Regions from separate parts of the Homo sapiens genome. Here region 2 is linked to region 1. Evidence: chromatin loops called from intact Hi-C (ENCODE). Cell type or tissue: heart right ventricle. All regions are shown on one strand. Links, peaks and the distances in the headings refer to the core of each region. The heading gives the core; the rest is flanking DNA.

Region 1 (13,567 bases), core at 1-2,500:
CCACACTGTACTTTGAAATAAGGGGTAAGAAGAGGCGGCTCCGGCCGCAGCGCGGGCTGTGCTCTGCTCTGCCCTCAACTTCCTATGGGCCCGCGGGCTCCGGCCGCGTTCGTCCCTCTCCGCCGCACTTCGTTCCCAGCCCTCGCCTCCCGATCCCGCTGCAGAAACACCCCCTCCCCGGAGAAGCCGCGCGGACGGCGCTGCAGGTCCTCCCCGGCGCTCCGGTCGGCCGGGGTCTGGGCCGCCACCCGCCCGGCTCGCGGCCCCCGGCCTCTCCCCAGGCCCGCCGCCCGCCGCCCGGGGCCCAGGCCCGCCGCCCGGGGCCCAGGCCGCCGCCGCCGCCGCCTCCAGGGGACCTAGGGGAACTCGCAGGGCTCCGCGTGGCGCCGGGGGCGGAGCCGGCCCGAAGGGCCCGGGGAGAGGCCGGGGGCGGACGACAGCCTCCGCCTACCCCGACACGCACCCCGCCGCCCCCAACCCAACCTCCCTGGGGCCCCGGCCCGCACCCGCGGCCCGGCAGCCGGCGGGACTCGCCACTTACCAACCCGCCTGGGACAACGCCGCGCCGGCCACCTGGGCCATGGTAGCTGCTTAGGCCGGGGGTGGTGGGGGGCTGGGGTGGGGGTGATGGGGAGGCCTCCTACTTGAGACCCCCCCCCTTAAAAAAAAAAAAAGAAAAGAAAAGAAAAAACTCCTCTGGTCGGCTCTGCAACTGGGCATGCTCAGTGCGGCCGGCGCTTCCGCGTGCGGGTTCCGCTCGCCGCGTTTTCTGAGCGGCCGTAGGGGCCGGCCTGGTGTGGGGCTCCCAGGCTGCGGAGCTCCGGGACCTGATCCACCAAACACCGGCTGGTGGCTGGAGTCAGGACGGTTCAGGGACTTTGCCTCTTCCCCGAAGGCTTTTACTTGTTTTGGGGGGCGCTTTTCTGAGTTGCACACCTTGGAAAGTCGCGAGGAGGTTCTTCGTAGAGCAAAAGTGTGGCGTTTGCAGCGCCCACAGGCGGCCACCTCAGAGAGGGCAGGATAAGGCCTGAGGAGACTGACGGGTTGGCTGCGAGGGAACGCGTCCAGGACCGCGCTAAAAAGGTCACGTTGCGGGCAGCAAAACTCAGAGGTGTCCCCAGCCCATTCTGCACAAAAGTTTACTTTCTTATAAACACTCGTTCCCTTCACCTCGCCTTTTGGTCCGCCCGGACGCAAAGAAAAAATGCAGCTCAAGCTTTTTTGAGTCCCCGCGGGCAGATCGAGTTGCCCCAGTCGGACACCACAGTGAAAATGCCCTGGTCAGCCCAAGAAAACCTGCTTTTAGGGGACATGGGGAAATGGGGCAGTTGTGTCAGTGCTTGTTTTTCCTGTTGCCCTCCCCCTGGGACCATCCGTGTCCTAGCGCGGCCCTGCCACCTTGGCTCTGTACTGCCAGATCTGGCAACCACAGCCGCTTCCCCGCCGATGCCCTTCGCCCGCGCTGTAGAGGGCTGGGGCGCAGGGTGGGTCCCTGAGTGGGCATGCGCGCCGCCGTCGCCCAGCGGCACGGCGGACGCTACCGCGCGATTGGGCGTCCGTGACTCACGCTGGCCAATCAGAGAGGAACAGGCGGAAGGGTACGCGGGCCCAAGAGGCGCTCCCTAAAAGTTTGCTCCACCTTCTTGGTCTTTCACCTCTGCGGCGTCCCGTATTGCGGGGAAAAAGGCTTCTAAGGGGCAGCGTCCCCATCTGCCAGGTCAGGGGAAGAAGACTGTTAGGAACTTAATCCCTATCTCCGCCGCTTGCCGCTGCCCCTGCTTCTAAGGGCATCATCAAAAACAGACTTGGAGCAGAGACTGCGGAACTGGGCAGAGGCGCTCTTGGGATTGGGGAGGAAATTGGCAGTTACGGAAGGAAGGGGATAATTGCCCTGGGTGGAGCTAAAATTCCTTAATACAGATTTTTCTCATTTCAGCTGGGGTATTCCGTTTGGTCTTCCCAAAAGTCATAGTTATAAAATCGCGATGCTTTCGTTAGATGGAATGCTATTGAGATTTGCTCCCAAGTATATTGTTTAGATAATTTTAGATCACAAGTAGCTCCATCCTGTTCGCTGCAATGTGCAGTAGTATGCAGTGTTTAAGTCATACGTATGCTACAGGTATATTTCAATTTATAGTCATCGGCCATCATATACAGGAGCCAGGAATAGATATGCCATTTTAAAGGTAAATAGATGACTCAAAAATAAATTGCCAATAATTTTTATTGGCGGTTAGAATTTTCTGTTACCAATTATTTACATTTTTCAGTTAGTGTAACCTGTTAACTATGAAAATATGTTGTACCAATCATCAGAATTTCTCACTGGTTATAAAGTCATTTGTTCTCACATGTCGTGTGATTCAGTAAGGATTTACCACTGCATGGTCCTTACAATAATAAAGTACTCCACAAAACACTAAATTCTCTTAAAGAATGGGTTTTTTACTGGAGAAATGTGGGACAACATGAGCATCCAAAAAATGGTGACAATAATTGATGAAACACATTGAATTTCTTCGGAGTGCCACCAAAAATGAAGGAGGACAAAATCTTTTCTTTCAGAGCAATACAAGATAGTAAATGTAGAACAAATGATAGAATTAGAAAAATCACAGTTTTCCAAGTCAACCACAATTGATAGAGGAAAATTTATCAGACGATACTAAAAGCCACAGGGTAAAAGACTAGGAGTACAGGATCTTCACATGGTCTCAAAGTTTCAAGCCATAACTTACTTATTACAGAAGGGAAAATGTAGCTTTACCTTTTAAAAAAAAAAATCACTGCCTTAAGAGATCAAAGCTAGAATCACTAATAATGGGACAATCTAATGTATTCTGCTTACTGATGTAATGCAACTAGACATACACATCACTTAAGAAGTATTCTTGCCAAAATGGTTTAACCTGAGTTTAACCAAGCTTGTGGACAGTGGATCCTAAACCAACCCCCACACCCCCAAATCCATTTAGCAATGTCTAGGTTGTCACAATCTGAGGAGGTAGGAGTGTTGTTATGCATCTCATGGGATGCAGCAGGAATGCTGCTAAATATCCTACAAAGCACAGGACATCGCTGAACTCCAAAGAATGATGTGGCCCAGAATGTCAGTAATGCTAAGGTCTAGATGTAAGAAGAAATGTAAAGGACGTATAGGTGATATTTGAGCAAGTTAAACATGAAGACGCAGGCACATAAATCCACAATGAGGCATATTCTCCTCTGGCCTAGACTGTTAAAATGTAATTTAAGACTTTTTTTTTTTTGAGACGGGAGTCTCGCTCTGCCGCCCAGGCTGGAGTGCAGTGGCACGATCTCGGCTCACTGCAACCTCGGCCTCCCGGTTCAAGCGATTCTCCTGCCTCAGCTTCCCGAGTAGCTGGGACTACAGGAGCCTGCTACCGCGCCTGGCTAATTTTTTGTATTTTTAGTAAAGACCGGGTTTCACCGTGTTTGCCAGGATGGTCTGGATCTTGTGACCTCGTGATCCGCACGCCTCGCCTCCCAAAGTGCTGGGATCACAGGCGTGAGCCACCTCGCCCGGCCAGAAATAATTCTTTAGAAAAAAAAAAAGAAGGCTGGGCGCAGGGGCTCACGCCTGTAATCCCAGCACTTTGGGAGGCCAAGGCGGGCGGATCACGAGATCGGGAGATCGAAACCATCCTGGCTAACACGGTGAAACCCCGACTCCACTAAAAATACCAAAAAAAAAAAAAATTAGCCGGGCGCGGTGGCAGGCTCCTGTAGTCCCAGTTACTCCGGAGGCTGAGGCAGGAGAATGGCGGGAACCCCGGAGGCCGAGCTGGCAGTGAGCCGAGATCGCGCCATTGCACTCCAGCCTAGGCGACAGAGCGAGACTCTGTCTCAAAAAAAAAAAAAATATTATTTCAGATTTAAGAGATGCAAGAGACATGAAAACAAAATTCAATCCTGGATCTAAAAAATAAATGAAAAAAATAATTACTGGTGGCCAATTGCAGAAATTTGAATCTGGACTGGATATTGGATAGTATAATGGAATATGGTTTTCTTAAATGTGATAATGTTATTGTCCTTAAATTGAGAATTTTATGTCAAAACATTTATGGATGAAGAAGAATTGGATCTACAAGTTATTTGCAAATGAGTAAGAGAAATACATTTGTAAAATATATAAAACATATAAACATTGATACATGTATATAGGTAAGAAAGAGAAAGGAGGCTGAGGCAGGAGAGTCGCTTGAACCCAGGCGGCGGAAGTTGCAGTGAGCCCAGATCGCGCCACTGCACTCCAGCCTGGCGACAGAGCGGGCCTCCGTCTCAAAAAAAAAAAGGAAAAAAGAGAAAGGAGGTAAATATGGCAAAATATTAAAAATGGGTGAATCAGTTGGAGGAGGGTCCACATGTTTATTTTTTTTCTCTAGGTTTGAAATTTTCCAAAATAAAAAGAAGCGTGGATTACACTAATTTCACATCAAAATTTTAAATTGGAATTATGTTCTGTATAGATAATTTAGTGCCATGAAAAATGGTAATAGCTAACTAGATAAAATGAATTTCCATTTTTAATTAGATAAATCATTGATTTACAGAAAATAGAAAGTCTACAATGAGCTGAAGTTGGGGGAAACCCTAAGGGTAGAAAAAAAAATTGTTAGGTCCAAGAAAACAAAAACGAGGAATGAAATCTATTTCGAGTCTGTGGTAAATTAACAGAAGAGAGAGACTGAAAATCCATTCTCCTCTGTTTCGCCTCTTATCATTTTAGTAAAGGAAAAGTTTCTCAGACTGAAAAGGGTAAAAGAATATGGGTAAGTAAGAATAGAAGCTACAATAAAAAGTGAGATGATAAGAGTGCCTGGCCCTCTGAGGCAAATTACATCTTGTGACTGTAAGCCATTTGCATCCTACGGAATACTAAAATAACCTATGAATGACAGATGAGCCAGTGCCAGAGGGCCCTATTATATTTGAAATCACCTGAAGAACCTATAATTTAAAAGAATGCTAGTTGCACTCACTTATAAAATGAAACATCACAATTTAATGTATCTTCTGGATACATTTTAGATTCCCATACTCACTTTGATTTCAGTAAAAATCAGTCACTTTCCAACAGTTTTACCATGTGACTTTTCATAAGTATATACAAGAGGAATTGGCCTCTTTTGCTTTCACATCACAAGATACAGCTGTATATATTTTAGTTAATTCATTTCAAGCACTAAACTTTGCCATATTAAAGCCATTAAACTTACCATTTTAGCTATTTAGGACAAAGAAAGACTACATCTATTTTGTGTTTACAGCATGATACAGTGTGCAGGAACGTCTGTTTTTTAAAGAGAAGTGGAAAATGACCCCCCAAAAAACTTTGTAAACTTTTGGTGTAATTTTCACAGTTAATGAAATTTGCAAGATTACGTCCCATATTTTCTCACCTTCCTCATGAGGGAAATAATATATACAGTGGTCCATTTCCAAGACAAAGTGCCTTAAGTCGGCTTAGGCCAACAAACTACAGAAGAAACAGGATGTACTAAGCTCCTGTTTGGATAGCTGATGCCTGCTTGTTGGCCTACCCTCCCCCCTTCCCCGCCCCTACTTAGTTGCCCTCACCTGAATCAAAGAAGTTTAGTCTAAGATGAAAGTTTACTAGCCTGCAAAATAGCTCGTTTTTTCTGTTCTTATCAGCCTACCCAGCTACTTAAGTCTTAAGTCAAATACTTGAAGAGCCTCTGAGCTAACTAGATTGCAATGCATTGTGGGCTGCAATAAAATGCAGCAAGACAACCCTAAAAAAAAAAAAAAAAAAAAAAACACCTAAAGCCCCTACCCAACAATCAATATGCAATGTCCAGGAAAACTGTGACCCCATAGTACTCAGCCAATGAGGAACCGGGGGAAGGACCTGTGCACTAGGGGATAAATTGCTTGTTAAAACTGTGCTGGGTGTGCCTGCTCATCAGACACTCAATCTTGCAAGACTATCATTAAAAGTCTCACTTTCACTGTTCTCCAGTTCTCTAAGTCCATTCTTTGGATTTGGACAGGTGACTTTATGTCTCACACTCAAAATTACCATAGTCTAAATATGCTACAAATCTCTCACTCTCTCTGAAGCTTACCATTAACACTTGGCCTAACATGCAGTCCCCTCTTCAGATCTCCTGAAGAGCTCAACCACTGTCACTTATCCCTGGTCTTTAGTACAAAGCCACTTTTCAGCACACTGAAAGGACTCTTATCTAACTATTTTGAATTAATTTTAGAACTAACACTTCATGAGAAACTATGTAAAAGAAAAAATATATACGCTTTATTATTCACCTTTTTTCAACTAATGTTAACACTTTCCTTTAGAGTGGTCAATAAAGTAATGAAATTCAAGGTTAAAAAATATGTTAGCTCTATTTCTTTACAGACTATTTCTGCCACTCTCCACTTCTCTTGAAGTATGAGGAAGTTTTGATCTCATATGTTTAATGGCATCTTGTTGATGCGTAATTTTCTGTTAAAATTGGTAAAATGTAGAAACAGGACTCCAGAATATTCTGACTCCAAAACGCATGCACTTAGCTCCTATATTCATAAGGAACTGGAAATATGACGGAATCATCGGCAAGGAACAGAGGATGAAATGAATGTGCTGATTTTAAATCTGAATCTAAAGTGACAAGACATGGCAATTATCAAATAGAGATGTGGGCTGGGAAGAGGTAAGGGCAGATTTGGAGATAATGATTTTAGAAGTCACTTTATAAGACATTGCTAAAGCTTTAAAAATGAATAGGCTTCTGAGGAGTTGTGTAAAAACAGAGAAGAGGCGCAAAGATGCAGCCTAAGGAACAACCGCAGTAAACAGCAGAAGAAGAAGCCACAAAAAGATAGAAAAGCCATACTCAGATTTCGAGAAGGAGGACTAGAATGCTAGAAGGACAAATAATATGACTGGGTTTTTAAAACAAATAAGCTAAATTAAGTTAAAATGTATTTGCTTGACAACCTATAGACAAAACCTTAATAAAAGGGCAATTTATGTATACAGCCAAGCCTCCTCAGCCCATCTTGCACATCAGTATTCACATTATTAACATCATGATTGCAACAAAATTTATTCAATGTGCTAAATATTTTCTAAATAAAAATGAAGAAAGGATAGCAGTAAAATGACCATCTTAAGGTAGCTTCGTCGTTAAGTGACAAAGCTGGGATTTAAATTCATGTCTGTCCAACACTCATACCACCCTCTTAACCAGTACACTATTCCCAAAATGTTGGACAAGTAGAGATAAACAGCATTTCTACGTGTTCGTAACATGACATTAAATAACATTGACTCAATAAATATTGCTGGATCAATCCCATAATGAGAAAGCTATTTCCCCTTCCATTTGTCCAACAGCCTCAAAGAGAAGGTGTCAGTTTGGAGTGAGTTAACATCCCTTTAACACTTGCCAAAATCCATTTTTAACAAAAAGATAGCAGGCCTCAAGGTCATAATCTTCTGTAGACTACAATATCTAGCTATAATTTAATAACATTATTTTATTTTTATTATATTTATGTTTTATACTTATGACACATTATTTTGACATTTCATTAACAGTAGTGAATAAAGTTTTCTGTTTAAATACACACAAGGCCAGGTGCAGCGGCTCACATCTGTAATCCTAGCATTTTGGGAGGCTGAGGTAGAAGGATCACTTGAGGCCAGAAGTTCAAGACCACCTAGGCGACATAGCGAGACTCCATCTCTTCAAAAAAATTGAAAATTAGTCAGGCATGGTGTTGTATGCCTGTAGTTCTAGCTACTCAGGGGGCTAAGGCAGGAGGCTCGCTTGAGCCCAGGAGTTCAAAGCTACAGTAAGCTATGATCATGCCATTGCACTCCAGTCTGGGTGACAGAGTGAGAACCTGTCTCTAAATTAAAATAACAACAACAATAATAAATACACATAAGATTTTTTAAAGTAACTGTTCAAAAACTCATATTAAGCAAACAATAATACAGGAAGTGTGTGGATGTGGCAAAATTGTAAGGGAGGCTTGTGGATAATTAAAATTTAGGGAAAACTGCACTGTCTTAACTATCTTCCTTCTTTCTGTGAAATCCTTAATCATAAACTTGGTGCCAAAGATCAATTATTTATTTTCCACCCTCCATTCCTATAACTCACTATAGCACTGATCCAAGTAATACCTTCCAGGTGATTATCCCTCTCACATAGTAGATTTTTTTCTCTTTCTTTTTTTAAAATCCCTATTCACCAGCTGTCAGAGCACTAGCTGTCATACTGAGTTTCGATGGGATGTTTGTAGGCCAAAAAAGTAGAGCTGAGCTTTGAAACGCTGCTCTCACAGTCCAACTCTCTTCACTGACTTTCTAGGGCTAAAAATATGAGACCTCTGCATCACCAGCAAGGAGTCACTTCTGCTCATTTTTGCTATAAAGGACTTAGGGGCAAATTTTCTAAGCGCAGAGGAAATGAAGCAGGTTTACATTCACTTTTATGCCTAAAATGTTTCAGTAATAAATAAACGCTATTTTTACTTTTCAAAGCTTTTTTTTTAAAACCTCTCTGCACATTCAAAACTGTCCAATTAACATCTATGCTCCACTTCTTGAGAATGACCTTTAGAAACAAACCAGCTCATGTAGAGGAGTATCATGTAAGCAGGGATTAAGGGAGGTGTTGGGTGGAGATCGCTTTATCCAGTTAGCACTTTTTGAAAAAACTTGGTGCATAACTCTTCCATGACCTAAATAAGGAAAGTTCCTGCAATGAGAGCCACACCTTTTTATGTATTAGATCATTTAATCCTAGCAACAAAGCTATTAGAGGTGTGTGTGTGTGTGTGTGTGTGTGTGTGTGTGTGTGTGTGTCTAAAGTCCTCATTTTGCAGATCAGGAAACTAAGGCCCAAATTTGCATGCATAGTTGGTCAGTGGCAGAGCTGGGGTTTGAGCCTAAGCTTTGGATAACACATTATCCACCCTCCAACCACCTACGCAACCCTGTCTCCACTTCCATAAACCATCCTAACATCGCTTTTGTGATTTTTGTAAATTTCCAAACCCCTCTGGATTTTAGGTGGCATGAGGAGACTTGGAACTTAGGGAAAATTAGGATTCTGGGAACAGCAAAGACTGAGACAGTAAACAAGACATCCAGATTACAGAGGCTGAGGATCTCTAAATTACAACAACAGCAACAAAAGAAATCTATAAGAATGATTTCAAATAGATTCTTCAGTAAATGTTTTTGTAAAGGGTAATAAATTGGGTAATTTTATAATGCTTCAGCTTGACTCAGAATGAAAGGAGGAAAAGGTAACAGTTTAGGTATTTTTAGACAAAACTTACCCAAATGATTCTTTCAAATACCCTTCAGAATTCTAAGTCAAATAAAATCATTGCTAATTAAATGTTAACTATAATTTATTAGCGCGATCCAAATATTCACAGGCTGTATCTGCCAGCAGGTTCAACTGAGGCTACATAAGCATTTATACTCAATTTTATTGTCACTCTTCACAACATAACTACAGGATTTAAACATCATCCCCCTAACCCCTGCTCTCTCACAATAATTCATTATAGTTTTGCAAGGATTCCTCAGGGGCTGTGTAAACATGGACAGTAACAGTCCTCCACTATCTTCTGTTCCGACCCCTTGTATCTATCCACCGTTCAAAACCCACTAGAGAAAAGTAACTGTGCCAGGCACAGTGGCTCACACCTGTAATCCCAACACTTTGGGAGGCCGCGGTGGGTGGATCACTTAAGCCCAGAAGTTCAAGATTAGCCTGGGCAATACGGCAAAACCCCATCTCTACAAAAAGTACAAAAATTACCCAGTCATGGTGGTTCATGCCTGTAGTCTCAGCTACTCTGGAGGCCGAGATGGAAGGATTGCTTAAACCCAAGAGGTCAAGTCTGCAGTAAGCTGTGATCCCACCATTGCACTCCAGCCTGGGCAACAGAGTGAGACCCTGTCTCAAAAAAATAAAAATAAGAGAGACAGAAAGAGAAGTAACTGGATATTATCACGCTGCAGTGACTTCTTTGAAAATGCTGTTTCTCTGCATAGAAGATTGTTACTGACCCCAAACCTGCACAATCTCAATATGTCAAGCAGCAATGTGTTCTCTCCTGTTTCTGTGCATGAAACGAGGACTGCCCCTCTCCAAATCCCAGTTGCATTTGAGTCACCTGGGACCCAGGGCAGCTCAGCTTACTCTGTGGTCTCACAAGTTCCTTTTGGAGCAGCTTTTGCTTCAGCCCTCTGGTTCCCTACAACCCAAACAAGAAACTGCATGGAACAGGGTTGAGGAACAGACACTATACTGTCCTCTCCACTCCTCAGTCTTGCTGAAACTGACCTATACATCCAGCTCATACAAGTAGATGTCAGGGAGATCACAAGCTAGGCTGTTTGTCAGACACACCAACTTTTTTTTTTTCAAGTTAAGTCTGGATTTTTAATTTATTTATTTTAAATTTCAACTTTTATTTTAGAAACAAGGGGTACATGTGCAAGTTTGCTACCTTTGTATATTGCACCTAGGTAGTGAGCACAGTACCGAATAGGTAGTTTTTCAACCCGCACCCACCTCCCCACCTCCCTTCTCCAGTAGTCCACAGTGTCTGTTGTTCCCATATTTATGCCTGTGTGTGCTCAATGTTTAGCTCCCACTTATAAGTAAGAACAGGTGGTATTTGGTTTTCTCTTCCTGCATTAATAATAAAGACATATTTCATTCTTGTTTATGGCTATGTAGTATATGTGGTACATATACATGGTGTATATGTACCACATTTTCTTTATCCAGTCCACCACTGATGGGCACCTAGGTTGATTCCATGTCTTTGCTATTGTGAATAGTGCCGCAATGAACATATAAGTACATGTGCCTTTTGGTATAATAATCTATTTTCCTTTGGGTACATACCCAGTAATGGAATTGCTGGGCCAAATGGTAAATATGTTTTAAGTTCTTTGAGAGATCTCCAAACTGTTTTACATTTCATTAGTAAAATGAACTAATTTACATTTCTACCAACAGTGCATAAGCATTTCCTTTTCTCTCAACCTCATCAACATCTGTTGTTTTTGACTTTTAAATAATAGCCATTCTGACTGGTGCAAGATGGTATCTTATTGTGGTTTTGATTTGCGTTTCTCTGATGATTAGTGATGTTGAGCATTTTTTGTATGTTTCTTGGCCACTTGTATGTCTTCTTTTGAGAAGAGTCTTTTCATATCCTTTGTGTATTTTTTAATAAGGTTGTTTTTAGCTTGATTTAATTCCTCTAAGTTAGACTTTTGTCAGATGCATAATTCGTGAGTATTTTCTCCCATTCTGTAGGTCATCTGTTTACTCTGTTGATAGCTTCCTTTGCTGTGCAGAAGCTTTTTAGTTCAATTAGGTTCCACTTGTCAATTTTTGTTTTTGTTGCAATTGCTTTTGGAATCTTAACCAAAAATTTATTTGCCAAGGCCAATCGTGAGAAGGTTATTTCCTAGGTTTTCTTCTAGGATTTTTATACTTTGAGGTCTTACATTTAAATATTTAAAACATCTGGAGTTAATTTTTGTATGTGGTGAGAGATAAGGGTCCAGTGTTATTCTTCTGCATATGGCTAGCTAGTTATCCCAGTACCACTTACAGAATAGGGAATCCTTTCCCCATTGTTTGCTTTTGTCGACCTTGTTGAAGATCAGATGGTTGTAGATCACACCTACATCTTTAAAACTCCCAGCTGGGGAATATCCTCCTCTAATATTAGTTTTAATAATTCAGATTTCTCATATAAGGATTGTGTTTTTTATACAAATGGATAGTTTAAAATACATTGAGCCCTTTTTAAAATCAACGAACAAACTCAGACATATTTTATAGCATATTTATAAGGTAAATCACTATAAAATTGAGATTCAGCAAACCTGGGTTTAACTCTTGACACTGGAATAACCAGGTGAATGGTTCCATTCAGATAATCTATTTCTCTTAGACTCTATTTTTCATTCAGGGGGTTAAATTGCTTGAAGAGGTGGAGAATAAAAATCCTCTAGAACCTTCTACTTTCTATGATTTTAAATAATAAAAGTATAATTTTATTATTTCATATTATTGATAGGTTAGCAAATTGCATTTTCCGAAGATGGCTGCACCAATATATAGCTCCTCCCATGCTCTTCTTACAGTGTGGCATCCACATGCCTCCAGTGAAAGATGGAGTTTCTATTTCCACCTTTTGGATCTTTGTAATTTCCTTGACCATAAGAATCTGGCAGAGGTAAGGCTGCTTGATTTCTGAGGCTAGATCATAAAAGGCAAAACAACTCCTGTGTAGTATGTCTCTCTGTCTCTCTCTCTCTATCTATCTATCATCTATTAAGCTATCTTGATGCTTGTCCTTAGACTCCAACCACTATGTTGTAAGGAATCTCAGGTGACACAGAGAGGCCACCTGTAGTTGTTTCAGTCAGCAGCCCTAGTTAGGTCCCCAATCAAAAATCACCATCACCTGCCAGACATGGGAGTGAAGAAGCCTTCACATGAAGCAGCCATTAGCCTTTGAGTATTCCAGCTGAGGCTTCAGATGTTGTGGAGCAGAGGAAAGCTGAGTCTGTGTGCCCTGTCTGATTTCCTGGCCCACAGGAACCGTGAAAGGGAATAAGTGATCATTACTATTTAAAGCCATTAAGTTTTGGGGCAATTTGTTAAGCAGCCAAAATAACCTTATTCTGGGATATGAGAAACTAACACGTTTGGTTTGGCTCCCATATGCCAGGCACTCTTGCTGGACCTTTATCTGCATCATTTCCCTTAGTCGGCACTATGCCTCAACATTTGCTTTTATGCCGTATTATTGGACATATCTTGATTTATTATATGCCAAGTTTTGGGTCAGTAATGCAACTCCCAGATATATCATTGTCCCTTGGGAAAATTTCCTAGTGCTGTTCCCAGAAATGCCTGGTACTGTCTGATTAGTACAGAGGAAAAACTACCATGAGGTAATGAAGACCCACTTCAGGGTTGATGCTTACAGATAAATGTTTTGACAATGACAATTTTAAAAAACCTGTTTTTAAAATGATTAAAATTGAACTCTAAACTGCCTTCCATCTCTAAGGTTTAATTCTATAAAATTATCAATATATTTATTTTTCAGATGCCTTTTAAAAAGAGGGAATGTTAGTCACTACTCTAAAATATTTCTTCTACCTCTTCTCTCATATTAACTAATATCTATCTTTCTTACTTTGCTGAAGGTAATAAATATAAGGAAAATGTGGTCAAATGAGATAGAGGTGTTTGCTTTTTTAATTCTTAAAAAAATAATTTTTTATGCCAGACTTTTGTTACAGAAATGTAGCTGTTTTATGCCTAGTATTTGAGTGAGATACCTATTTCCCCCAATCAGTCTCTCTTATGCAAAAGTAAAAATAGTAAATATAGTAATAAAGCAATATTATAGTGATATATATGTTTACTTTTATGCATTATGATTGGTGTCAATTAGTATCAGACATAAATATTATTACTATTAATTATAAATATTATTT
Region 2 (14,818 bases), core at 6,990-9,489, 1.1 Mb after region 1:
TCCCGATGGATAAAGGAAGCCTGGGGAAAGGCTGCAGAGTAAGGATGAGGAAAGGGCAGTACCAAAAGTTCTGCTTGTTTAGTTCAGTTGAGATGCAGCAGTTTAGGCAGTAGCAGGTCTGTGTTTTCTGCAAGCCCTTCCCATTTGGAAAGACAATGCTGGTTTTTAAGAACCATCTCTTGGGCTAATTAGTGTGAAAATCATCAGGTGGAGACTGCTGGGTTACTTTCAACTTAGAGAGCGAAGAAAATAAGAATGATTAACATTCCAAGATTATTTCAGCCAGGTGACCCTAAGATCCCAGTTTCTCTCCTAGAATCTTTGTTCTAACATTTGTGCTCTGTGTTTAGACAGGGCTATCACTACCCATGTTTGTTTTCTAACACATGACCAATTTTAGCCAATGGAGTTTATATCATGGATCTCAGAGGTTAATCTTTTACCTTTCTTGTCTCCTCTGCTTCCCAGACATGCATTCATTTGACTGGCAGCCTGGAAAATTGAAAAATGCCACAGGGGTTATTAAGGTGGAAATCGTTTCTGCTCTTTGAGGCTCTGCAAGCTAGTTATTGCTGCATCTATAATATCTAGGCATCAGAATAGCACGCATTGTTCCTAACTTGCCTGACACAGGCCCATATCAGTTGTAACACCCAGATAGAATGAAGGGGTCTCAAGATATCATTTCTCTACTTGAAATATATCCCTTTAGTCGATTAAAACAGAGTCCCTGAAGTTATTAGAATGTATTCTGTGTCTTTGTGCACACACGTTTGATTTACTTTTGTTCTTATTAAAAGGGTAAGCCTAGAGAAAAGGAGAAAAGAGAATCTTCCATAATCCATATTTTAATAATTGCCTGAGTGCACATTTACTCTACAGAGACTTTCATGTTTCTCTAACTATTTACTTGGCTCTTTTACGCCATGTGTATTACTTACCTGGCCTGGTAGACCATGGCCCAGGTTCTGGCCTATCATGTAATCCTGCATTTGGCTCCCTCTGAGCCATTATGTCTTGTTGAGTCTGGCTGTAGGATGGAGATATTTTAATGGATCGTTTTTCACAGTAAATGGCTGCATATTGTATAAATTGTATTGAGTTGTTATGATGTTAATATATAAATATTAAGAAAACCATTGGGGAAAAGTTACAGTGTAATTGAGATAGCCTATTTTCCAATGTTAATAAGTTCTTCATTAATTTTTTTCTCCATAAAAATATTGAGGGAGTTTAATTCACATTAAAAACTTATAAACATACATTTAAAAAATATTTTACATCCCAACTCAACAACAGGAAACAATACCACTCCTCATCTGGAAAACCTCTATGTATCATTTAAATAAGGCATAGAAAAAAGAAAAACACCCCAAAGCCAAAGTACCCCATGGTAACAAAAAAATCTTCAGAGAGGTTTTTCAGGAGAGAGAATTTGTTTCTTCCTATTTAGCTTTAGGGCAATGATCTTTTTAACCATGTTGCCGCAGACAAAAGATTCAATATTAGCATTAATGCCTGCTTTTGATAAAGTATAAGAGAATGAAATATAATCTACAATAACACAAAACCCTGATCATAAAAGTGAACGTAAATTCACGTCCTGCTTCAAAACTCCCAGGCGTGTTATTGGCCTCCTGTATTGGTGTATCAATCAGGGCCCCAGCAGGAAACAGAATTCATTCCAGATGGTTCAGATAAGACTTTAATAAAAGGAGTTACAGGGACATGGGCTGGAATCAAACAGAGGATGGTGGGGTGCTCTACCCCAGGGACTGAAAGCAGAAAGCTGTTACTACACCTAGGACCCAGGGCTGAGCAGAGGAAATAGTGTACTGGAACCCAGTGAGCCCTGGGACTGTGCAGGACATGAGGCTGTCTTAGTGGGGTGGACATAGTTACTGCCAGAGATTTGATGTGAAAACCGAATGAGTGGAGATGAAATACCCTGTCACTGCTCCTCCTGTCATCCATCTCTCACTGGTGCCTCTGTTGGCCGACGCTACCCAGAAGGCAGCCAGTGAGAGAGTCCATAAGGTGTAGTTTTTAGTAGGTACTTCCTGAGCTTGAAAGTAGGGCAGATGAAGTGGGGAAGGGGATGAAAAGTGGAAAATATCCAGAACAGTTGGTTTTTAGATCACTGAAGTGTTAGCATTATTGGTGTCTAAATAACAAAATTACTATAAAGGGATTATATTTTTTAACCCCTCATGAGAAAGAAGCTAGAAGTTCTATATTTTATTTTATAGAAGGCGGGATGTAAAGATGACTATTAGCAGGGTTTTCTTCTTGCTGGGCAAAAATGTTCAAAACTTTACCTAATAGTCTAATACTCCTGTAGGAAATTAGTTTCCAAAGGACTTTCCACTGATAGTATCTCATTGAATTCCAACTAAAGCCCTAAGAGGGAGGTATTATCTTATTAACTTTATAGATGAAGAGTCTGAGGGTCACAGCCTCAGATGGCTTTCTCACTATCCAAAGTTAGAACTATGCAACATCAAGATGCAAATTTAGGTCTGACTGCAGATCCCAGGTTCTTTATATCACACCACTATGCCATTTTGAAAATAATAATGTCACACACTTTTGATAGCATATATGCTGAAAGAAGAACAGAACTGTCTGTACTCTGCAGAAAATTGCATTTGCAGGGGAACTATAGTCTCTGTGTCAGGTAAGCTCAGTATCAAGAAGCAAAGAACAGTCCAAAGCATCAAGTAGTCCAGTGGAATAAAATGATTCAGGAAGAGAGGCAAGGAGAACATTTGGGAGCAGAGACTGGAAAGAGACTCCCAGGAAACAGTGAGAAGCAAGGAGGATCCTTTTATGAGGTGTGTGCATTCCTGAGAGTGGTTGGGAAGAGACTAGTAAGAGTGTAAAGCGAGGTTTCTCAAGAGTTAAGGAGGGGGCTACAATATTTCTCAATTGTTCTGTACAATATTTCTGTATTGTTCATGGACCACTTGCATCAGAATCACCTAGGTTACCTATTTCAAAGGTCAATCCTGGATCCCCCTCTGACTTGCAGAGTCAGAATCTGTATGAGGAGAACTCTGCCGTTTGGCATTTTGACATGTTCTCTCCATTAGCCCCTGCTCTCCCCGCTACCCCCACCACACACACACAACACAAAGGTTGAGACCTGCTGACAGAGAGCGCATTTGGGCAGCTTGACTAAACAGAGCTCTGTAACAGAACTATAAATATTTGGTTACAGCTCAGTTTTCTGGCATGGCTGAACATAAGCCATCTGACTATCCATCAATCATCCCAACTTCTATTTCTTTGCTTCAATCATAATTTTTGAATAATCTTTCGAAAATACGTTTTCTAATTTTATGCTTTAATAAACAAGGCATATTAAACACAAATTGACTTTTCAGATTCTTATAGCGCCTTGAGTTGAATATTTTAAACATCAATTATGGTAAACATTAAAGATGTAAATGTAGTAAGTTAGGGAATTGGGTTAAACTGTACGGATGCTAAGATTGCTTTTCAAAAGGAATCCCTAATATGAGGCTGTGTTCTTGTTATTTAATCTCATTTTCGTAAAAGGAGTGTGAAGAATGGGCAACTGCAAGACCTCAAAGGCAAGATAATATGGCTACCTTTTCTTTTTTTGCAAAATTAATTAACGACAACAGATGCAGTCATCTGCAAGATGTTTTCCAAACAACACTAAGAGCTTCTTTTCTGTTTTTATCATTATCCCTTTGCAGCATCCGAAACATTATGTATTGTTTCAGCATGAAAAACACAATATCTCACTTCAACTTCCCTTGTTAGCTTTAAGACTCTTTTCCAGTGCCAGATATTTGGGTAAGAGTGTTTATGGTATGGAACAGAATGTCGATTATCATTGTTGTAACCAAAGCTTATGTTGGTCATTTGGAACATTATTTTGTAGAGGATGCATGTGCTACCTTTTTACTGTAACTGTTTTTTTTTTCCAGTTGAAACCCTATAATCTGAGTCATGGTTCAAACAAACAGTATTTCAAATACTGTTTATCAAAAATTTTAAAAGAGTAACTGAGGCTGGCTGTAATTTAACTGTGAATTTGATTTTCATTGCTGATTTACAGAGAGGTGCAGATACTTTGTAACCGGTACTCAGGTTAAGTTTGAGTCAATTGTAGAATTTTTCTTTGTTTATTGTGATTCAGAATGGCAAACGTATTGTTTGTTTCCCTTACACGAAGGTAGAGTTGTTGATTAACCACAAAACAATACATATTCGTTGATTTTTTCCCCCACATTAATAGGTTATCTTTTGGCTGAGTCTGTCAGCCAAAAAATAATACTTTGAGTTATTTTCCAGTAATAGCCATGAGTTTGAGTTTATCTATTTACACTAGAGAGTAGTCTCTATTGAATCAACATCTGCAGTTTTGATCTGATTGGCCTGAGATGAAGCTACAACCTATAGTCATGGAACAAACAAAAATAAACAGCTTATTTTAGAATTAACTCAAGAGTATGACCTCACTTGGAACATGCTCTATACCAGAGTTCACTGATATTAACCTAATGGCTATTTTTAAAATTAAAGTTCCTTATCTTTGGGGGCTTTTCCAGAAAATCCAGCAATTACTTTTTCAAATATCCATTATTTCTTCAGGGACGTATTTTATAAGAAACAGAAGAAAATATAAGCATTAGATATTTTGGTGTATATAAATTACCACAGCAATCTCTGTAGTATTTTCCTGTAAGTTCTTATCAAAGCAATTTAGGGCAAACAATTGGAAAGTGAGAATTAAATGTGATCATCTTTCTTAGAGAAGTGAGTTCACAATGCCAAAAAATCCATTTTATTGAATTTCCGCCCCTCAGAACTGACCAGTTGTTTTGCTTTCCAGCAGTGTCACCTACATCTATCACAGAGAGCTCTTTCTTTCTTTCTTTCTTTTTTTTTGTTTGAGATGGAGTCTCGCTCTGTTGCCCACACTGTGGTGTAATGGCACGATCTTGGCTCGCTGCAACCTCTGCCTCCAGGGTTCAAGCAATTCTCCTGCCTCAGCCTCCTGAGTAGCTGGGATTACAGGCATGCACCATCATGCCCGGCTAATTTTTGTATTTTTCTAGAGGTGGGGTTTCACCATGTTGGCCAGGCTGGCCTCAAACTCCTGACCTCAGGTGATCCTCCCACCTCGGCCTCCCAGAGTGCTGGGATTACAGGCATGAGCCACTGTACCTGGCACAGACAGCTCTTTCTAAACTGAGAGACCTTAACAGGCATGTCCTTCTGAATTAGCCCATTATATTTAAGAAAGCACTTTTATAAGACCTGACTTTAACTTAGGTATTATTTATTCTTGGACTGGTGTGAAAAAAATTCATCAGCTTTTTTTTTTAAAGGTTTAATTACATATACACATGAGTGTATGTCGCTGCTCACACCCAATTTTCTTTGCCTTCTGTTATGCTATGACTGGAAAGCAGATGTTTATTTTAAATTATATTTCTTTTAATATGTGACTAAGTAAATATATGGGATTGAATTCTTTCTTTCTTGAACTTCTGCCTAAAACATTAAACTATACTAATATCAACTCTGCAGAATCTGTTTAAAAATAGGAGCAGCTGGGGTACAGTATTTCATGATTGAATACTAAAGCTTTCAATTCGAAAGAAAGCTGGGAGGTCGGAACAACTGAAAGACTCCAAATGCATCATGTCTAAAAAAGCCAAAAGACAAGCCAAAGCTATAAAAATTTCTTGTCGTATTCATTTCTTCTTTCTATCTATACAGTTAGAGTACTGTAAAGCATTTGATTTCTTTCAAAACTCTTGGCTGGACATTTGTTCTCAAATTATTAGAATTTTTTTATTGTATAGAGAATGTATATTCTTAATTTGGTCCTAGAAGGCAGGACTTGACTCAAGAGGCGGGGCTTGGACACTGGAAAAAATTGAGAACTAGCTAAAATAGGGATGGGGTGGAGGCAGCTTTCCATAAGACACACCCACCAGTGTGCCACGTCAGTTTACCATTGCCATGGCAACACCCAGAAGTTACAGCCCCTTTCCATGGCAACAACCTAACAACCTGGAAGTTACCCGCCTTTTCCTAGCTAGAAATTTCTGTATAATCCACCCTTTAATTTACATGTAATTACAAGTAGGTATAAATATGATTGCAGAACTGCCTCTGAGCCGCCACTCTGGGCACACTGCCTCTACGGTAGCCCCACTCTGCAGGCAGCAGTACCTCTGCTGCTGCTGGACACTGCTGCTTCAGTAAAAGTTGCCATCAAACACCTCCCACTCACCCTTGAATTCTTTCCTGGGTGAAGCCAAGAACCAACCATCCTGATCTAAGCCCCAAATTTGATGCTTGCCTACCCTACATCCATTCCCTGAAATTAAACAAAATTACAGTCCAAGACTTTCTCCCAAAGTTATCTTCACTTGAACTATTGCAGAACAGAACAAGAATAAAGAACTGCTGATTTCCATCGCCTTAGTTGACAGTCATTGCTATTTTTCTTCTTCTGTTTACCATTTGAAATTTTGGCACTTTTCCCTCTATATTGATATGAAACAGAAAAGTTTGCCGTGACAAGACACTGAAACTATTTCTGTATTTCTTTCCTTGTGGTTTAAAACACAGACAGGTCTCTGCATTCTAAAGTGGTGGTTTTCAACCGAGGGTGGTATTGCTGCTTTTCCCCCTACCCTCCAGGATGCTGGGCAATGCCTGGAGACATTTTTTTACTGTCATGCCTTGGGGACTGGAGGAGCTACTGGCATCCAGTGGTTAGAGGTTGGGGATGCGGCTAAACATCTACAACGCACAGGACAGCCCCCACAACAATTATCTGGCACAAAATGTCAATGGAGCCAAGGTGGAGAAACTGTTCTAAAATAACCCCTCCAAAACCTTGCTCAACCCTTCTAGGCATTCTCAATCTGGCTTATGTCAATCTGGCAATTCCACTCCATTCTGCTATTGGGAGTACTACAGTCTTGTGAAATTCAAAGGCCTTTAAAATTTTTTTTGCAAGGTCATCTCCTTTAATTATGGGACATTTGATCCTTTTGGCGCATATATATATGTGTGTGCTGTTTTTTTTTCTGACATCATGTCTCCCTCTTCACTCCATTTTTATGTTCTTTTGTGTCTCCCCTTCATCTTTCCATTCTCTAAACAGTTCTTTAAAAAAAATTTTTTTTTAACTTTTACTTTTTAGATGTGGGATCTTGCTTTGTCATCCAGGCTGGAGTGCAGTGGTGCAATCACATCTCACTACCTTCTTGAACTCCTGGGCTCAAGGAATCCCCTGCTTCACCCTCCCAGGTAGCTAGGACTACAGGTGCATGCCACCATGCCTCGCTAATTAAAAGAAAATTTTTTTTTTTAGAGTCTGGGTCTTGCCAGCTTGCCTACTCTGGTCTGGAACTCTTGGGCTCAAGCAATCTTCCCACCTTGGCCTCCTAAAGTGTAAGGATTATAGGCATGATCCACTAATAGTTCTAATCTATGATGTCTTTCCATCATTCCCTATGTGCTCAAACACTCCTGACTCTATTATAAGTTTGTGCTGTTTATTAGGTAGTGCTGAGACTTGGATTGCCCTGTTTGGAGCAGGGAGAAGCCTGGGAAATGTTCTGCTGACTCTGTTTTCTTTAGCTCACTTTGGGGTCACATTGGGAGTATCTGGTCCTGAGCCAGGGGAGTGTCATCGCATGGAGATTGTGCTGCTAACAGAGGGCTCACGTCACTGATGTTGGCCCTTCTCCATAGAATGCCAGCCACATGTCAGGCCCTGTGTGAGGTACTTCTCACATATTTATCTCTACAGGGAAGCTGTTATTAACCCTCCTATGAATAAGAGGAAAGGGAGGCCCAGCAAGACATCCAAGGACACTGGCTAGCAATGTGTAGAACTAGGAGTTGTACACAGGATGATTTGATTTAAAACCCTCACTCTTTCCATAGGACGATGTTGTCTTTGAGTGCTGCAAATAGTTAGGGACATCTCAACACAGCTAGGTTTGTTTTAGAGCTTGGTGAAACCATGTAAAAGTGTTTAGATGACCAGAATGGCTTGAATCAAATTGACCTGGTATTCTCAAGGCTGGAAAATATTTCATTGCTTATTACTCTCTCTCTCTTTTTTTTTTCATGGCCAGCAGAGAATTGGTTTCATTCACATATTCAATTTATAACATAATTCAGCAATTACGCTAGTTGCTGGGGTCTTCGGCACATCACGTAGAATTCTTAAGTCAGGGTGGCGTCCCCCGGCTCTGCAGTCTGACTGGCATGGCTTGATACCACACAGCTCTTCCAGGACTCACTCTTTCTCAGTCATCTAACTTGAATTCTCCAACCCTCAAACTATTCCCCTTTCAGATCAGGATAGTGACACTTCAAATCACAGTGTTGCCAGGAGGCTCAAAAGACTCCATGCACAAAGACTTCGCTGACATGAAGTAAGCAGGGATGAAAACCCCCTTCATTTTCCCTTTCATTAAAGGAACCAGGGACATGGTACCAGGGTGTCCAGCAGGGTGTGCCTGTGAACAAATAAAACATCCACAAACAAGACAAAGTGCCTTGGCACTACATAAAACAGATGTCACTTGTTTGATAACAAACCAGAAAAGAGATAGGGTGAAATGTGGAACATCGGTGGGAGATTCTTTAGGCAGATATAATCTGTTCTTATAATCCGTTTTTGTAGTTTTGCTCTGGTGAAAGTGGCTTCTATTTCCATGCTTAACCTGTGCTGGCGAATTCCTGTATGCAGTGTGGCAAATTACTGCCATGTCCTGTTTCACAGATGGCTGCTCTTTTGTCACGAGTGGAAATTTTCCAGTGCGTAAAGGAATGAAAGTTTATTTGAAGGGTGTGAATGTTTTTATAAACAAGATATTCTAGACATTATTTCTACCCACAATTTACTTTTGTGCTTTGTGTGTGCATGTGTATGCTTTGGAAAAATCTTTCAAAATCCCATCCAGATGGTTTCATTCCCTTGAGCTAATCTCACCATCACCTGTGTTTTCTTACATTCATCTGTCCAAGTGTGGCAGACACAGTCCCTTGGCAGACTCTCGGTCTTTCCCAATCTCTTTCTGCCAGCTAGTCAGAGCTCCAGAAAGGTTGTCACTTTTCCTAATAAAGGGGGCCCATTTCTTCCTTTAGTCTCCCTTTTGTTCACTCCCCTCTGCTCCTTTTCTTTTTTTAAAACCGTGATCAAAGTTATGATGACTGGAGCTGCAGCAGCCATCTTGTGATCAAGAAAGAGAGCCAAGACAATCATAAAACTTCCAGCTCTTGTCTCTGAGACTGCAGACCTAACACCAGTGGCTGATCTCCAGACTTCCTGTTAGGTGAGACAAAGAAATGCCCATTGCCTTGAATTGCTGTCAGTCACATTCTTCTGTTCCTTGTATATCCCTACATTCTGATATGGTTCCGTTCACTGGTGAATTTTCATAGATCCTCTCCATCAATTCATTTTCTGCTAAAAACTCATCTTTTTGAGGAAGGCATGAATGATTGAACCCTCATTCTCATCCCGAGTATATTCATTTTCTTTTCATGGCGCTCAGTGAACATTATCATTGAGCAGTCCTTTACTTCCGTTAATACATTGCACTTTGCAATACTAATATATCCTATTTGTCACTATGTTTTACTACAGACGCGTTCTTCTTTTTGTGTTTTGCTTTTTGTCTTTCCAGATAAATAGTGTGTCATAAAGTCTGAGTTTTTTTGTGTGTGTATTCCCTTAAGATGTATAATCCAGAACGCTCTTCTCATTAGACACTTTAGTAGGTATTTTTGATGGATGGACACACCACACATTGAATTCATTCTTGTAGCTGCTACTAGGCAACAAGATAAGGTGTCAGTGTGTGGTGGTGTTCACACATACAGAGTTAGGCCTAGACAGACTTTCATAGTGTCAGTTACTTCAACTGGGCAAGAACCAGACTTGTAACTAGCTCCCGCCCCCCTTCTTTTGCTCAGAACTGCTTTTCTCAATACCTTCCCACTACAGGATTCCTTTCAGAGCTCAAGCCCTGAACGTTTACATGTGGCATATGCATAAAGAGAGTTCTTTTTTTTTCAAAGTGCAGATCTTTTCTTCTTGATTTGGCATCTGACTGTGGTTATTTCTATTATTAAACATCAATGGTTCATATTATATAACAGTAGTTATTCAGAATGAGAAGGTATAATATAAAGTAATAAGGTGCCTTCAGCTATGCATTGCTTTACAGTACTTGGATTATTTAATTTTTTTTCATCTTTCACTTCTAGCTGTCCCTATCATTTCCATTGAATTGCACACACAGTATTTCCCTATAAAAAAATTTATCTCTTTTCTTTCTTAAAGGAAAACATTGAAAAGGGCAATAGATTCAAACCCTTTGAATGTTGACTCCCTTTCTTTACACAAATACTTGAAAACCCTTGTTAATTAGAAACAAAACAGCACCTCCCACATTCATTTTGCTTCTTTGTGTCATCTCTGACAGTTATGAGAGACAAATGTGTTCCCCTTCATTACTGGCACCACTCAAGCAGTAAAGCTCAAAGAGAAGAAAATGTGAACAAATGCAAGGACGTAGGAAATGCGTTAAATACGGTCATTGGCTAACACGTACAATGATTTCATCTTAAACAGAGACAGGAAACACCCAACCTCATTCTATTTTTTTTTCATATTATCAAGAATTTGAAGCCTTAAATAGCTCTCCTATGTCATTTCTTCAGGAACTGATTTAATATCCTTGTTTATGATTTGAAAACAGTAAGAAAGAGACTGCATTTTTGTTTTGTAAATTCAAAAGGAATGCTAGCTTGGAAAGACTCGTTGATTGAAATGAATTGTTCAGGCACATGGTGAAGACTCTAACACATCTTTAAAAACTCTGAAGCCTTCTCTGTGCACTTGGTACAGGGCTATCCTACTCTTGTCCCACTGGCTTATACCAAAATCTAACTTCTGATATTTCCCTTTTTGCAGTCTTCCCATTAGACTCCTGCTTGAGAGGCAGGAAAGCTCCTGGCAAATGCATTTGAAGCACAAGTGTACTCTGAGATGAAAGTGTTATGGATATAGAACTGTTATCACACTCGCATAGTCTCATTCTCACTTGCTCCTCAGCTATATGATCTTGGCTTCCTGGCAATCCACTTGATTACAATGTGTAAATGTCTAGGTCCAAAGTCGGGCTCACATTTTCATCTACTTGTGGAGATTGTTTTTCTTCCCTATCTCCATATTACTTTGCTTTGACCCCTTTTAATTAAAGAAGCTGAATCTTTTGACTTCTGAATCTTGTATTCCACTGATTTTTGTTTTTGACAAATGGAAGCAGGATAGCAAGGCTGCCTGGAAATGTGTTGCTGAAGAGAAAACACTGCTGCCTGGAAGACACATCTGGACATGTCGGCCTCAGATATTCTGTTTGGAGATCAAAGTATGGTAGCCCATAGCAGTCAAGCCATGAGCTGCTGCCATTCACCTGCCTCTGCATGAGCAACATTCTTTTGAACTGATCCTCCTCTAGTGCTGTTTCCATCTTGCTACACTTCTCAACCATCCCAGTCTTTGTAAGCATGGCAGGGGCACAAGTAATGGGCGCAGTAGCCCACTGACCAGCTCATTATACTTGCAACTTTCTTTCTTTCTTTTTCTTTTTTCTTTTGAGACAGAGTTTCACTCTTGTTGCCCAGGCTGGAGTGCAATGTGCAATGGCGCAGTCTTGGTTCACTGCAACCTCCGCCTACCGGGTTCAAGAAATTCTCCTGCCTCAGCCTCCCATGTAGCTGGGACTACAGGCGTGGGCCACCATGACCCGGTTATTTTGTATTTTTAGTAGAGATGGGGTTTCTCCATGTTGGTCAGGCTAGTCTTGAACTCCCGACCTCAGGTGATCGGCCTGCCTTGGCCTCCCAAAGTGCTGGGATTACAGGTGTGAGCCACTGCGACTGGCTTTTTGTTTTGTTTTGTTTTGTTTTGTTTTGTTTTGTTTTGTTTTGTTTTAGACAGAGTCTTGCTCTTCTCGCCCAGGCTGGAGTACAATGGCATAATCTTGGCTCACTGCAACCTCTGCCTCCTGGGTTCAAGTGATTCTCCTGCCTCAGTTTCCCGAGTAGCTGGGATTACAGAAGCCTGCCGCCACACCCAGCTAATTTTTGTATTTTTTGTAGAGACAGGTTTCGCCATATTGGCCAGACTGGTCTCAAACTTCTTACCTCGTGACCCGCCTACCTTGGCCTCCCAAAGTTTTGGGATTACAGGCGTGAGCCACCACGCCTGGCCTACTTGCAGCTTTCCAAGGGGGTGGTTCTTTGGAGTGAGTGTTCTGTTGTGAGAGAAAATGTTTGAGAAATCACTCAATATAAGAGCTGTCACTGTTAAATTATCTGGAAGTTCTTTACAATTGCAGAGTACCATTTCATACAGCATCTCCTTGGACTGTTACACAAGGTTTCACAGTAAATGGTATTATTAAGTGAGTGTTATTATCCCCACTTGAAGGATAGGGAGACATGTTTAGTCATACAGCTAGTGAAGTCAGGACTGGAATTCAAGCCTGTTGTTGCTGACTTCACGAGTTGTGCTCTTGATCATCTCATTCCACTGTATTCAGAATAGTGATTAAAGATAGTTTTGAGGCCATCAATGCCTTTGAAGTCGCATAGAAAATACAAGCATTTCCTGAGAAATATGCATAATATTTTTATATAAGGTTAAGGGGTTTATGGTCAACTGTTTCCATAATGAGATAGCAGCCCTGTTTTGGGATGAGAAAGCAGAAAGACAGATAGGACGACATAGAATTAAGCTTATCAGGGCAGACGAGCCATACCAAAATTAACCACTGCCTAAGTATTTCAGAGTGATTGTGATGATGCAATCATTATTTTTATTGAGTGCTTATTTGTGTATTCTTCTTAAGTATTCTTATTCTTCAGTGTTCTTCTAAGTGTTTCGCAGAGATTATTTCATCTCATGCTCATTGCAATTCCGTAAGTTGAGTACCTTCTTATTCCGTTTCCCAAACAGAAACTGAGGTTTAAACAATGCACTCAATGTCACATGATCATTTTGACTGTTAGTGTTTAAGCCAGAATTTGAACACAGGCAGTTTACCTTCAGATCCTGACTCTTTATCCACTGTATGGATGAACTTCACTTCAAGTTATGATATGGAACTAACCACATGAATTTTGTTGTTGTCTGTCTTCACTATGATTCAAACACTGTGTACCAGGCAGGGCACTCCCTACCAGTCCCTCACAGACAGCATCTTTATTAGATAGGTAGAGTGCTCTGTGCTCTCTACTCTGCCTAAGAAGAGCTCTTTGAAATATTGCATTATTTTATTCTCTATGACTTTGGATTTACTGTGTCTAATGCTGTCCTCCTTTTGCATTGGTATTAGTTTTATGATGTTAACCTATTGTGTTTTATGATGGGGATGATTTTTCTCTCCAATGTAAATTGTAATTCCCTTGAGTGGAACCACACATTCGTACATACCTTATAGTCTAGAGTAGTGCTTCTCAAACATTTTCATGTACATTAGTCTCTTGTGGGTCTTGATAAAATGCAGATTCTGATTTAATAGATCCAGGGTGGAGACTTAGAGTTTGCATTTCTATCACGTTTCCTGGTGGCATTGGTTCATGGACCACAATTGCAATAGAAAATTATAGAGCATGCAATGCTTACTGTCAACCTAAGCAGATAGCAAACATATGAGGTGGGAGGTACCTATATGCCAGGAACAGGCTTATTTATTCAACAAACATGTATTAAGCTCCTGCTGTGTGCCAGATACAGGCACAAAATAGAATAGGTTTAAACGCTGGCTCTCTCACTATCCTACTTCAAGAATGACAGAATGGATAACCTTATTTCCACTTTCTGTGTAAAGTAAGGGCATTCATCTGTGACTACCTGGGAGTCAGTATGGTACATTGGAGGAAGAATGGCTTTAAAGTCAGATACATTGGTGTTTTAATCCTTCTGCCCATGATTTCATAGAGACATGACATCTATTCATTTCTGAGTCAGTCAGTAAAGTTTTATTGAACACCTTTGAGGTGCCAGGCATTGGGCTATGCACTGGGAGCATAAAGGGCTTGTGGGCTTATTCTAGAAACTAGAGGAAAGACAATCAAATAAATCCCTGCAGATGAGTAAGACAAGTGCTGTGATAAAATAATAGTTGTTTAGAGAGAATAGGGAACACCATCTAATTCAAATTATGGAATAAGAAACATTTGTTTGGAGTGTGAGTTAGCCAAACAAAGGGCAAGGAGGGGCATGATACATGATACAATGAACTTTAGAGACAAGTTCCTCGATTTAACCTCTTATGGCTGTGAATTATTGTATAAATTACTCTTTAAGCCTCAGTTTCCTTGTCTGTAAAAAAGAGTAATAATTATTGTAGTCTTTTCAGGGGTATTCTGTGAGCCATTCACATTGAGCAATTGGAAAAATGCCCAGCATAGACAATAACTCATCAAACAGAAGTGTAGGTAGAAACAAGTAAGGATGAAAGAGCATGTTGCATGTGTGGGTGTGAATTTTTTTCCATATAGGATGAAGAGTGAGAGCAAAGACAAGGCAGAAAGTGGTTGGAAGGAATGCCCTTGGAAGTCTTTTTTTTTTTTTTTTTTTTTTTGCTTTTGCCACCCAGGCTGGAGTGCAGTGGCGTGATCTTAGCTCACGGCAACCTCCGCCTTCCAGGTTCAATTGATTCTCCTTCCTCGGCCTCCTGAGTAGCTGGGATTACAGGCGCCTGCCACCACACTTGGCTAATTTTTG

Evidence for each region. Peaks named below come from ENCODE experiments on the same cell type or tissue, not always from the same donor. Only the 100,000 strongest peaks of a DNase experiment are listed, where the experiment ranks them.
Region 2: a loop joins it to region 1, with 2.9 times the contacts of the local background. A loop is called at or near these places in 2 of 110 quality-filtered maps.

Annotation. Positions count from the first base shown.
Region 1 is chr13:60,384,380-60,397,946 of GRCh38, reverse strand. It overlaps TDRD3 (tudor domain containing 3), which reads right to left and starts at 727. Exons shown (of 14, transcript NM_001146070.2): 1 at 542-727. The coding sequence starts at 582. RefSeq lists a silencer at 96-665 and enhancers at 806-1,005, 855-1,367, 1,076-1,405, 1,736-1,805. In heart right ventricle, for the core only: CTCF peaks have their summits at 778 and 989; DNase peaks (open chromatin) are centred at 86, 876, 986, 1,546 and 1 weaker place; H3K4me3 peaks cover 2,500 bases; H3K27ac peaks cover 2,311 bases.
Region 2 is chr13:59,338,425-59,353,242 of GRCh38, reverse strand. No RefSeq gene overlaps it. Among named protein-coding and RNA genes, the nearest start is that of DIAPH3-AS1, 670 kb to the left of the region's middle. In heart right ventricle, for the core only: a CTCF peak has its summit at 8,527; a DNase peak (open chromatin) is centred at 7,702; H3K27ac peaks cover 2,425 bases.